Regions from separate parts of the Mus musculus genome. Here regions 2 and 3 are each linked to region 1. Evidence: chromatin contacts called from ENCODE Hi-C or POLR2A ChIA-PET data. All regions are on one chromosome and are shown on one strand. The core of a region is the stretch at or near the end of the contact, and the rest is flanking DNA. Distances in the headings are between cores, read along the strand shown.

The links. Hi-C counts contacts between places; a loop is a spot of excess contacts on that map. ChIA-PET counts read pairs that join two places held with the same protein, here RNA polymerase II (POLR2A).
Region 2: POLR2A ChIA-PET joins it to region 1 with 16 read pairs in Patski. The contact joins the promoter of Tmem219 here to the promoter of Cdipt in region 1. POLR2A ChIA-PET finds 5 or more read pairs at or near these places in 2 of 5 experiments (Patski and embryonic stem cell).
Region 3: POLR2A ChIA-PET joins it to region 1 with 10 read pairs in Patski. The contact joins the promoter of Kif22 here to the promoter of Cdipt in region 1. A Hi-C loop is called at or near these places in 1 of 37 maps with a recorded cell type or tissue (T-helper 17 cell). POLR2A ChIA-PET finds 5 or more read pairs at or near these places in 2 of 5 experiments (Patski and embryonic stem cell).

Annotation. Positions count from the first base shown.
Region 1 is chr7:126,973,976-126,978,164 of GRCm38, reverse strand. Cdipt (CDP-diacylglycerol--inositol 3-phosphatidyltransferase (phosphatidylinositol synthase)) reads right to left here and starts at 1,707. Exons shown (of 6, transcript NM_026638.4): 1 at 1,359-1,707; 2 at 1,113-1,247. The coding sequence starts at 1,401. Cdiptos (CDIP transferase, opposite strand) reads left to right here and starts at 2,319. Exons shown (of 6, transcript NM_001362232.1): 1 at 2,319-2,339; 2 at 2,774-2,858; 3 at 3,081-3,225; 4 at 3,453-3,486; 5 at 3,655-3,712. The coding sequence starts at 2,778.
Region 2 is chr7:126,896,029-126,900,217 of GRCm38, reverse strand. It overlaps Tmem219 (transmembrane protein 219), which reads left to right and starts at 1,940. Exons shown (of 6, transcript NM_026827.1): 1 at 1,940-1,994; 2 at 2,991-3,192; 3 at 3,280-3,469. The coding sequence starts at 3,028.
Region 3 is chr7:127,040,333-127,044,521 of GRCm38, reverse strand. Kif22 (kinesin family member 22) reads left to right here and starts at 2,102. Exons shown (of 14, transcript NM_145588.1): 1 at 2,102-2,178. The coding sequence starts at 2,121.

The DNA of each region.
Region 1 (4,189 bases), core at 458-2,957:
AGGAGTTTGAAAGTGCCTACCATCTACTGCCAGAGAAGGAAAGATGGTGAGGCCAGAAGGGCATGGGTTATGAGGACAAGAAATGAGAAGGCATGGGGCTATGGCAAGAAAGAGGTATTGGAATGGGGAAACTCTATCTTCAACTCCTCTAACCCAAAACCAGGCCCCAAAGAAAGGCAAGCAGACCCAAAGTCTCAGAGGCAATTTTAGAAGTGGGTCTGGGGAACTCGATTACAAAATTAAGTCAGAGCTCCAAACATCATCTGCTTTCCTCCCACCGGGCACCAACCTCTCTTCCAGAATCCCGAATGTTTGTGCCTAGCAACTACCTAGTAAACACCTGTTGAATGGAACTTTGTTATTTACTTACATTTTTAAAAGTTTATTTATCTTCTATGGTCTCAGTGTCTATCAGCGTATATATATATATATACACACACACACACACACACATATATATATATAGCCTGAAGAGGACATTGATTCCTTGGAACTGGTGGTTGTAAGCCATCATGTTGGTTCTGGGAATCAAATCTAGGTCCTCTAGAAGAACAGTAAGCATTCTTTCGGTTTTGTTGTTGTTGTTTGTTTTGTTTGCTTTGTTTGTTTGTTTTTGAGACAGGGTTTCTCTGTATAGCCCTGGCTGTCCTGGAACTCACTTTGTAGACCAGGCTGGCCTCAAACTCAGAAATCTGCCTGCCTCTGCCTCCCAAGTGCTGGGATTAAAGGCGTGCGCCACCACCGCCAGGCAGCAGTAAGCAGTCTTAACCTCTGAGAACAAACTTAGCCTTCAGCCCCAATCACTTATTTTTGCAGGATTTTACTGTGTAGTCCTGGCTCACGTGGTACTCAATATGACTTCTGACTTGGAGCAATCTACCTACCTTATCAGTGCTGGCATTACAAGCATGAGCCATTATGCCACACCCGAATGGAATTCCATGCTCACAGCTATGCAGGGTCTAGGTCTTCCACACCCATCCCAAACAGAGATCAATCATCAAGAGCAAGCTTATATCCTAGGCAGCTCTCAACGAGGTTCTGAGAAAGCAGGGAAAGGACAGAGGATGTTGGGACCCCAGTTAGTGCTGGTGGTGGTAAAGTTCTGTCACCTTGATTAAGGGCTCGAGCTGCGTGTCCATCGAAAGCGTCTAGGAGTCCGCTGAGTAGATAGAAGGAGGAGGCCGTGAAGGGGCAGCAGGGCATAAAGTAGAAGGAAATGATGGCGAAGACAATCCGGGCATAACCTTGGGATGGGATGGGAGAGGTACAGGGTGTGATTGGGGAGCCAGCTTAGGGTTTCTCGCGCCCCTCCCCACCCCCACCCCGCTGGTTTTGGGGCCGCAGGCAGCACTCACCGATAAGGTTAGGCACGAACAGGAAGATATTTTCCTCTGGCATCTTGGCGGCTCCCCTTGTCGTCTCGGCCCAGGTCTGGAGGGGCAAGGTCTTGGTACCAGCCTTACCAGCGTGGTCTCACCTTTCAGCTCCGGGCATCAGCCGCTCCACCTGAGCCCTGGGCCCAGTTCCCCCGGGCAATCCCAGCTGTTAGAGCCCGCAGGGCGCCGGGGTGCGGGACACCCCTGGGCACAGCTCACGCACACCTGGCCTTCCGATGGGCAGGAGCTGACGTCTCCAGCAGCGGGCTCCGCAGCTCCGCTGCGCCTGGCTTCTGGAGCCTACTCTTCTGTCCGGGACGTTAAGAACATCGGAAGAAGGAGAGAGCGGCTTTTAAATATAAATAAATTAATTAAATAAATAATGGCTGAGGTCCCTTTAAGGCCGGCCTGCTTCCTTTTCCTGCCGGGGCCCCTAGGCTTCGGCTCGTACCAACGCACAGGGGAGGGGAGAGACTCGAGAGCCAGCCGCAAAGGAAGAAACTGGAAAGGGAGCAGCAGAAGAGACCTGAGAGGGAATCTGCATTTTGCATTTCACAGAGGGCGTAAACTCCTGGAGGCAACCGTAAGGCGTAGAGATTACTCCGTCCCGAGTCTGCGCCTCCCCAAGAGATTGGGTGACTTAGTACAGCCCACATCGCTTCCCCGCCCGCGACGCTTGCGATCCTCGTCGCTCTCCGGGACCCAGGCTGGGAAGAGGTGGCTAGAGAGGCTCCGAGCATGCCTGCCGCTTGCTTCTAGCGCCGCCCTGGTGGTGGGAGGATTAGAGCCCAAGTTCCACCCTAACGCCTTTCCATCTCCTAAATGCCTTGATATAACTCTGGGGTCACCGCCTCCAAGAAGGAATCAGGAGAGCCAGTATGGCACACTAGGACATTGTCCTTAGTTCTAGAACCTCTAGTCTCCTAGCAACGGAACCATAGAACTTCCGTAAACATTTAGGTCTTTATAGCAATCCGGAGCAGCACTTCCCTGGCTCTCCCTCTTCCCAACCTTCTTTCCCGGACTCCCAATCCCCTGAGGCCCATCATAGGGTCCCCTTAGAACTTTCCGTCCCCCCTCCTGCCGAGTACCCTAAGATTTCAACCAATTAGCCGGGTCGGGGACTGCATGTTGGCTGTCTTGCCTAAGGAAGTGCCTTGGCAGAAAAGGAGGAAGAAGGGCTCTGGAGGGAATAGGGAAGGGAGTTGTTCTGAGAGCCCCTCCCTTCAACTTAGTAGGCAAAACAACCAATTTTTTCAAGGACAGAACTGAGTCAGTAGGATGTTTGAGCTATAGTTATGGACTAAATAAATCTGGGGCCCCGGGAGTGGAGTGAGGCGGAATCTGAGGGGGTGTGGGTTGGCTTCTCAGTCTAACAAAAACTTCGTTTCCAGGAGGATGGCATCCACATCTGCCAGGAGTGGGGACAAAAAGGACATCAGGTCATCTCAAGCTGCCGCCTCCTTAGGTGGAGGGCAGGTAAACGACAATGGAAAAGTGAAGGAGATGGGAAGAGCCAGGCAGGGAGCCCTGTCTGAGCCATGAGCCTTGAGCCTTAGCCTTGAGCCTTAACCCTAAGGCCCCACAGACAGCTTTCCAGGTCTAGGGCCTTCTAATACCAGTTTCCCAAGCCAGAGCCTGCAGCCTGGAAGACACCAGACCAATGGGAATTTGCAGACTGAATTCTAACTTCCTTTTCAGAAATTATCCTGCTCTGAAGAATTCCTGACCCGAATCAGCACAGAACTTACAGACGAAGCACTGTTTATTGCTCGCTCCCGTTTGAGTCCTCTGCCCAATAAGGAAAAGAACACAAAAGACCAAGGGACTCAGATATCTAGACATGGTGAACGCTCTCCTTCTTCATCTAGAGACCAGTCCCTGACTCACTCCCAACCATAGCTGCTCTCCCCAGGAATCTTCTGCCTCCTTGCCCATCCTAGGCACAGTGCCCCTTAACTTCTAACTCATTCATTGTCACTACCCAGGAACCCCCTTGTCCCTACCTGCTCTAGCCACAACTCTTCTAAACATGGGGAAAGTTGTTCCTTTAACTGGGGCCTCTAATTCCAGTGTTCTTCACTAAGACCCGAGGCACTGACACCCGGTGAGTGAGGCTCTGTCCTTCTCCCAGGAGCCTGTGGGGAGAGAGCAAGGGTTGACAGCATCCCAGCAGGGTAGGGGGAAGTTTTCAACCATGAAGTTCTATTCTATTCCCTCCTGATGCTCCAGTTCCTGATTCTCAGCCTATTCTGTTGTCTTCTGTCATCTCCAGCTCTGACAAAAATCGAACCCGAACCAAGGCACACCTTCTGCCATCTCCTCGTGAAAAGGTTTGTATGAGGTTATTCAATTCCAACATTTCCAGCTTCCCCTGTGTGCCGTTCCATGTGTTAGGAGTTAGATGATTGGGGGGACAGAATGCACGGTAGAGACTCAGCCCTATAAGAATTCAGGGGGTTGTTTGTTTGTTTGTTTTTGTTTGTTTGAGGTAGTGTCTCCCTATGTAGCATGGTTGCCCTGGAATTTGCCATGTAGACCAGCCTGGCCTTGACATCACAAAGATAAACCTGCCTCTGCCTCCCCAGTACTAGGATTAAAGGTGCTCACCACCATGTCCAGCAGAATTCAGTTTAGAATGAGACCAGGACAAATTAATGGTCAGTGACAACACAATATGGAATGGTGCCTACCTAAGAAGAGAAAACAATAAGACTATTTTTACCCCATCCTCATCTGGGCTAGGAAGGAAAGGCATCATAGAGCTTCCTGAAGAAGGAAACACCTAAAGAAAAAAATTTTCTAGGGAA
Region 2 (4,189 bases), core at 691-3,190, 78 kb after region 1:
GTCAGGGGTGAATAATCTTCCTAGGAATACGGGTGTCGTAGTCAGGGGTGAATAATCTTCCTAGGAATACGGGTGTCGTAGTCAGGGGTGAATAATCTTCCTAGGAATACGGGTGTCGTAGTCAGGGGTGAATAATCTTCCTAGGAATACGGGTGTCGTAGTCAGGGGTGAATAATCTTCCTAGGAATATGGCTGTTGTAGTCAGTCAAGGGTGAATAATCTTCCTAGGAATATGAGTGTCGTAGTTAGGGGTGAATAATCATCCTAGGAATATGGGTGTCGTAGTCAGGGGTGAATAATCTTCCTAGGAATACGGGTGTCATAGTCAGGGTTCTGTTCCTGCACAAACATCATGACCAAGAAGCACTTGGGGAGGAAAGGGTTTATTCTGCTTACACTTCCACATTGCTGTTCATCACCAAAGGAAGTTAGGACTGGAACTCAAGCAGGTCAAGAAGCAGGAGCTGATGCAGAGGCCACGGAGGGATGTTCTTTACTGGCTTGCTTCCCCTGGCTTGCTCAGCCTGCTTTCTTATAGAATTCAAGACTACCAGCCCAGGGATAGCACCCTTGATCAAGGGGCCTTTCGCCCTTGATCACTAATTGAGAAAATGCCTTACAGTTGGATCTCATGGAGACTGAAGCTCCTTTCTCTGTGATAACTCCAGTCTGTGTCAAGTTGACACAAAACCAGCCAGTACAATGGGTATACAAAGTCTCACAGAGACATTGTTTCAAATTTGGGCAGCAATTTTATATCCAGAAGTAGAATTATAACCACATGGCAATACTATTTCTGTTGATTTTCCTTTTTTGGAAAAGTCAAATTCTTCCCCATAACGGTACCAGTGTATGTTCCTACCAACAATGTTCAGCTGAAGTTTCAATTTGTCCACATATTTACCAACACTCGCTAGTTTCTGATCTCTTGTTGGTAGCTACACTAACAGATATGAATGATACCTCATTTTGCTTTTTTTTTTTTGCTTTATTTACATTTTTTGAGAACTGTTATGAACTAAAACCGGAGGTACAAATGTTTTTCTTTAGAGAACCATGTTCCACACTATTAATCCCAGCACACAGGAGGCAGAGGCTGGTGGATCTCTGTGTTCAAAGACACTTTGGTCTACATAAGTGAGTTCCATGTCATCTGCACAGTAAGACCCTGCCCTACCCTAAACCAAAACAAATGTTCTTCTGTAAAGGGGACAGTTTTATCCCCAGGACAACAGGGTTATTATGGCTTTTGCAGAATTAGATTTATTCATTTTGTTGTTGTTTGGTTTTGGAGGGATCCCAGGCTGGCTTCGAACTCCTGATGCTCAGGCCTCCACCTCCTAACTGCTGGGGTTACAGGACTGCATCACCAGAGTGAGGATGAGCCCGAGTTCCTGGCTCCGTGCCTTATGTTGTTTCAGGTAAGATGATATTCCCTCTAAAAGGCTAACAGAGTGAGACGAGATGTTCCCCTTTGAACAGCCTTGCAACTCTAGGGTCCTGGGCACTTAGGGACCTCTCAAGAAAAGAGCCAAAGTCCAAGGGCAAGGTGTGTAGACCGTAAGTATTTGAGAGGGCAGAGAAGAGCAAAACCTATACACTACACACAGAGGGGAAGAGTAAAGTCCCATCCATCCCAGAGGACCCCCAAGTCCTTCCCAGAAGCCTGGGTGAGGTTCTGACCCTCCTGTGCTCTCTCAGGAGGGAGACCCTGAGATGTCCAAAACGGCTAGCACGGCCTCCCTCGGCTGTTGCTAGTTTTATCACCTACTCCCAAGTTACTCCCTCCACTTGGCCCATTGGGTGACTTTTCTTTTGGTTCGGCCGGAACTAGGCCAGGGAGTAGCCAGCAACCTTTCCAACCGTGGTCACCGCGCATGCGCGTCTGAATGGACTGGGGCGGGGCCGGAGCGTGCACGCGCGAGCAAGGCCCCGCCTCTCCGCCAAGCCACCCATGACGTCACGGGGCGCCGGCCTCTGCTGGGCTGCAAGCGGTGAGAGCTAGTGGCGAACGGATCTGACGCCGCTTGATCGGGAAGGGATGCGGGTGTCGAGATCCTTCTGGAGGGGCTTTGGGGAGGACGGGAGGTCCAGATGCACCAGCCGCTACTGCCCCTCAGGCTCTGCCCTCCCTCCTCCTCCCCTCCCCCTTGCAGAAATGCCGGGACGTGGAGCCACGCCGGGGCCGAGCATATGTGACACCTGTGTTTCCCAGTGGCTTCCACACTTTCCCACGCTGTCCCCCTCACACCTTATAATGATCTCCTGCCTTCCAGATGCTTATTTTCATCAGTCTATCGCTTCTTGCCTGGAATAGGGTACTCGGAAATTGGAGATGGATTTTAGACCGTAGCCCTACCACTTCTGAGTCCCTGAGCTTCAGTATTCTACTGGCTTCTGGCCTTAAGGATCAGTATGACACCAATAGAAAGAAAGGAGATGGACGTCTGTTGAATTCCTGCATGGCCAAGTACTGAGCAAACAGCTGCCCAGTCGAATCCTCATTACTTGGTGCTCTTAGAACTCCCTTTCAGGACATCCTAACCTCACAGACAACCAACTGGCTTGGTTGCATGTGTGAGCGCCGTCCATTCCTACCTGGCTAGTTAGCTTAACTCCAAACTGGAAACTGAACCCAGACACTTCCGGTCTGGATTGTGACTTGGCTGCCAAAGCCTCACCCCAGATCAACTGCTTCCTCTTTCTCCAGCTGAGAATTCGTTTCACATCTCTTTTGCTAGTACAGAATGCTCTTCCCTGCTTCTCCTTTGGATATTTCAGAAACGAAAGAAAGCTTTTTTTTTTTTTAAGTGCTGTAAGGAGGTGAACTTTTGGAGTTCAGAATCTTGGATTTTGGTCCTGGCTCTGTCACTTTCTGCGTGGCCTTGAGCAAATTCATTGTCTTCTAACCTTAGGTTATCTTTGTATAGCATGGGTGAGTGCCTTCTGACCAGCAGGCTCTTGTCTAGTTCTCCCTTACTGTCCTCCAGCAGGCACCCCACGGAGGCCCAGACCCCTCTGCTCCCCATGGGCAGCTGCCAGGCAGGGCACAACTTGCATCTCTGTCTGGCTCATCACCCACCTTTGGTCTGTGCCACTTTGATCCTGCTGCTCCTTGGCCTTTCTGGCCTGGGCCTTGGTGGCTTCCTCCTCACCCACACAACTGGCCTCCGTAGCCCTGACATTCCCCAGGTAAGTACCCGGGGTGCTCACCCTTGTGGTATATACCCGCCCCTGCTGCTCTTCTCACCTCTCTGTCACTCTCCTTTTTGCACGCAGGATTGGGTTTCCTTCTTGAGATCTTTTGGCCAGCTAAGTCTGTGCCCCATGAATGAGACAGTCACAGGGACGTGGCAAGGGCCTCACGTCGTCGGCTTACTGACCACTTTGAACTTCGGAGATGGTCCAGACAGAAACAAAACCCAAACATTCCAAGCCAAGATCCATGGTAGTCAGATAGGATTGACAGGTGAGACCTGGGGAAAATGGCGGTCCAATGTCACGACATTTAGGGTTGGGCTTGACTTCTGACTTCACCAGACTGCTAACTTGGACACATCCGTACACCTTAGTGACTTTTGCTATGACACAGGTTAGATAGGATGAGATACTTACAATGAATGCTGTCCGCAATATAGGTTCTGTGTTTTGGCTTTGCTGTTCTGGTTCCAAGTTTCTTCAACTCTGTCCTAAAATATACCAAGAGGCCTCAGGTTTAAAAGCAAGGCCCTGCCCCATTAGGCATAGAAAGTTAGATAGATACGAAGAGAGAGTGCAAGCATGCCAGCCTTCCTGGGTTATAGAGTGAGTTCCAGGTCATCCCGGACTACATGTCAAGATCTGAAACCACCTCCAAAATGTATATCACTCATTTAAAGTATACAACTAAGTTACTTTTGGTCTATTTTTTTAGATTTATTTATTATATGTAAGTACACTGTAGCCATCTTCAGACACCCCAGAAGAAGGCATCAGATCTCATTACAGATGGTTGTGAGCCATCATGTGATTGATGGGATTTGAACTTTTGGAAGAGCAGTCAGTGCTCTTAGCCGCTGCCCCAACTCTCCAGCCCACTTTTAGTCTGTTTACCCAACTGTGGAACCACCCTGAAATCCATATATATTTTATCTATCTATCTATCTATCTATCTATCTATCTATCTATCTATCTAATCTAAGTGGAGCTA
Region 3 (4,189 bases), core at 853-3,352, 66 kb before region 1:
GCCACCCCCCTGTTTAGCCTCTGAGAACCTTCCTTCTGCTCTCCACTCCCAGGAGCCCCACATTCTTGTTCCATATGTAAATGAAGTGACACGCTTTTTGTCCTTCCTTAGCCTGGCTTTTTTCATTGAGCATAATCTCCAAGTTCATGCGCGTCGTTACAAACGGTTGGATTTAGGACTAAAGCTAGGATAGATAAACAAATTATTAGTGTCTAAATAATGGCGTTCCAGTGATGGGGAACTCTGTATATGTAAAGTAAAAAGAAGGCTGAGTGGGCCTTGGGATGCCAGCACTTGCTGTCTGGCAGCAGTCAGAGGAGAGAGGAAGCTTTAGGAAGCAATGGAAATGAGGAGTGATGCACAGAACAGGTAAGGACATTGAATGGAGCGCTTACTGCCAATGCTTAATGCTTAGCTACCAGGACATCATTAATTGAGACAGAGTGCCTGGGAATTTCAGAAAGCTGAAGCTAAGCTGTAGTTGATACAGATTGACTGGGAAATGAGAAAATATTTGGAGCGTATGTTTGAGTCTAGAATGCCAGACAAAAGGTCAGTTCTTGAGGACACCAAATCTGGGCCCCCCTCCCCATCTGATGAGTCTACACACATTTTTGTGTGCTTTGCCTTCAATAAATTTCAAGGTTAGCCTAGTCTACATAGTAAGTTCGAGGACAACCAGGGCCACTTAGAGAGACCCCCATCTCTAAATAAATAAATAACAGCAACAACAAAACATTCAGAGTGGTGCAAAGTTTTTACATATCAAACTGAAAGTTTGCTTTTAAGAATTCAGAAGTAAGACGGGCAGTGGTGGTGCACACCTTTAATCCCAGCATTTTGGAAGCAGAAGCAGGCAGATTTCTGAGTTCAAGGTCAGCCTGGTCTACAGAGTGAGTTTCAGGACAGCCAGGGCTATACAGAGGAAATCCTGTCTCGAAGAAGAAAAAGAAAGGAAAAAAAAAAAAAAAGAATTTAGAAGTAATAACCAAAATGTCAAACAGTCCAGTTTCCATTTCCATGGTAATGAAGTTAACCTTAAGTCACTAGACTGTGACCAATCAGTTCTTGATTGTGTGAAATGCCGTCTCATTCTAGACCTGTAAATTGTGCTAGTCAATATCTTTGAATTTAGCTGGGTGTAGTGACACACAACTTTGATTCCTGTCTTTAGTCCCAGCACCAGGAAGGCAAAGACAGACAGGTCTCTGTGAGTTTGAGTCCAGTTTAGTCTACACCATTCTGGGACAGCCAGGGCTACCTAAAGATAATCTGTCTCACTGTGGTCCTTCATGGTTAGATGGCAAAGTGTTGCAGCTTCCAGGGCAGAAGAGCGCAGGTCTTTGTTAGTTTAAACCCAGCCTGGTCTACATAGTGAGTTACAATGTTGCTAGTTAGAGACCCAAAGACCACCAAAGTCTGGTTTGACAATCTGTATTAAGTCGCTAGAAAATTCCTGGAAAGAAACTCCTCACAAAGCAGTCTCAACTGCATTTTACAGAAGCTTTTAAAGGTAAAGAGCACACAAAAACTACATCCTGTTTGGCAGTTGCAGGGCAAAGGAAAGCAAGCAGTTTAACAGAAGCCAAACGCATGCAATTAGCTGGGGGCATTTTGTCCCAAGATTCTAAAACAGGGCTGGGAACTTTCCCACAGTAAGAAAAAAAAAAGGGGTGGTGGTGGGGGAGTCAAGTTCAAAGAGGAACTTTTTGCCTTCTCACACCAGGACAGCCAGGGCTACAAAGAGATTCTGTCCGCTCCAAAAGGCAAAAATTGTATTCAGAGCTGGGAACTTTGAATATAGAATCAATCAAGTGCTTTCAGAAGAAAAGCTGAGAAGGAAAAGTCGGGCGAAAGTCTGCATTTAGCCAATTCCAACCTGGCAATTCAAAAGCCTGAAAGTGCAGGGACCTCAGTTACTGACCATTTAGTGACAGACTCCAGGGCCCTATCCCTGGGAATATTTTGCTTTCGAGACCGGAAGTGAGCCCGAGACGGCGGAATTACGGTAAATTAGAACCGAAACTTCCGGCGGCACGTAGCTGCGATTGGTCGAATCTGAGAGGGAGGCGGGGCCCCGGTAATTCAAAAGAGAGAAGCGGGCCGAAGAAGGGAAGGCTATGAGCTTAAGGGCTAAGACGTGTCCGCAGCGACGGGAGATGGCGTCGGCCACCTCAGGTACGCGGGCCGGGAGGAGGGAGCACCACTGCGTGAGACTTACAGAGTAGCAGTGGTCCCGGAAAATCCAGCCGGCGCGGGGCGGAAGGGCGAGGGGACGCTGGCTGGCGGGCGTGGAGGTGGGCGCCACCGCACCCTGTCCTCTATTCGCTGCCTTCGGCGGTGTAGAGGGGGTTGAGACCCTGCCGAGGCTCCAGCTCCTGTCTAGAGCCTGAGCGCTAATGTGTGCGCTTCAATTTGTGTCATCTGTAAAGCCGGGCAGCCACCCGTCTGTAAAGACTGAGCAGCGAAGAGCCTCTTTATCTGTCTGTCTGTCTGTCTGTCTGTTCAGAGATCCCACTCCGACTGAAGGCTGTGTGAGATCACACGGCAAAGGAAAATCCTTTCCCTCCAGCCTTGGAACCGGATGCTGTTTTCCTGGTGAAAAGGCTGGCTGCCAGGAGATTCCAAATCTTTCCTAAGACGATTTGCGTATGCGTGTCTTTCCTCTTTCTATAGGCCGAAATCTGGCCTGTTTGTTTGGCTTTGGGGGAGGCAGACCTTTAGGAGAACGCCTCAGCCAGGCAGTGCTGCAAGCATTTTGTGATGAACCGTTTAATGTTGTACAGAGCTCTGAGGTCATGACTGTTAATGCCCTGTCTTTAACAAAAAGCTTTAATTTTATCAATGTGTGCCACCTATGTGTGGATCTCCGCAGAAGCCAGAAGTGTTGGACCCTCTAAAGCTGGAGTTACTGGCAGCTGTGAGCCACCAGATGTGGACCCTGGGAACCAAACTCAGAACCTCTAGAAAACTAATAGGCACTCAATTTCTAAGGCTCACCAGCCCCCTGTACTTGTGTTTTGACAAGAGGAAGCAGGCATAAATGGGGTAGATAGCTTCTTCAAGATAGCACAACTAGTAAATATTGGGAATCTAAATTCACACTCAGGTAGTTACACTGTAATGCCTCTGCCCTTGACAGTTATGTCCGAATACAGACTCTGAGACCCAGGGTGCTTGGTATGTAGTAAACGTTAAAGTGCTGAAAGACTGTTAGCCCTTTCCAAGAAATTACAATCATTTTCAAATAGTCCCATAAACAAATGTAGTATGAGGAAATACATTGGTAGAAAAGCATAAACTTGTAGTGTAGAATCTGAAACAAACCTTTGGGTATTTTGAGAAATCTTTATTAAGAAATGGTAATTGGAAGCTGAGTGGTGGCGCACACCTTTAATCCCAGAACTCAAGAGGCAGAGGCAGGTGGATCTCAGTTCAAGGCCAGCCTGGTCTACAGAGTGGGTTCCAGGACAGCCAGGGCTACACAGAGAAACCCTGTCTGGAAAAACCAAAATAAGAGAAGGGAAGAGAGAGAAATGATAGTTAGGACTGAGAGAGGAGCTGGGTTTAGTGCTCTGTAATTCCAGTAACGGTCCCGTTCACCAGGCTTGGACATGGTGCACATACTTTCGTGCCGAATTTTGAATTCCATTAGTCAGATAGGATTCAGACCGAGAGACTGATTGCCTCCTGGATCTCCATGCAGGCAGGCAAAACACGTACATAAAAAGATAGTGAAAATGGTAGTTAAAGTGGGTTCAGAGGTTGGGTGGACTTTTACTCAACCTTGAAAATATCAAAAAGAGCAAGCGTTGCTTAGCAATAAAAGAGGCCAGGAAGATTGTGGTGAATGGTTGTCTCTTCCTAGTAGAGAGGAGCAAGCTGGGAGCACCGCTCAGCGGTAAAGTCCTTGTCCCGGAAGCCTGAGGACTGAGTTTCATCCCATGTTGAGGAACACTAGGGTTTGATCTTTGGCCTCCATGCCCATGTGCATTCGCACATAGGTGTGGGTGTGCACAAACAGAAGAAGAATTAAAACCTACCACTGGTGTGATCCTCACACGCAAAAGGCCAAGGTAGGAGGATTGGGAGCTCAGGGCCAGCTTTTCTCAAAAAACAAAAACATATTTAAGAAGATAGAGCCAGCCGGGTTTGGTGGCGCATGCCTTTAATCCCAGCACTTGGGAGG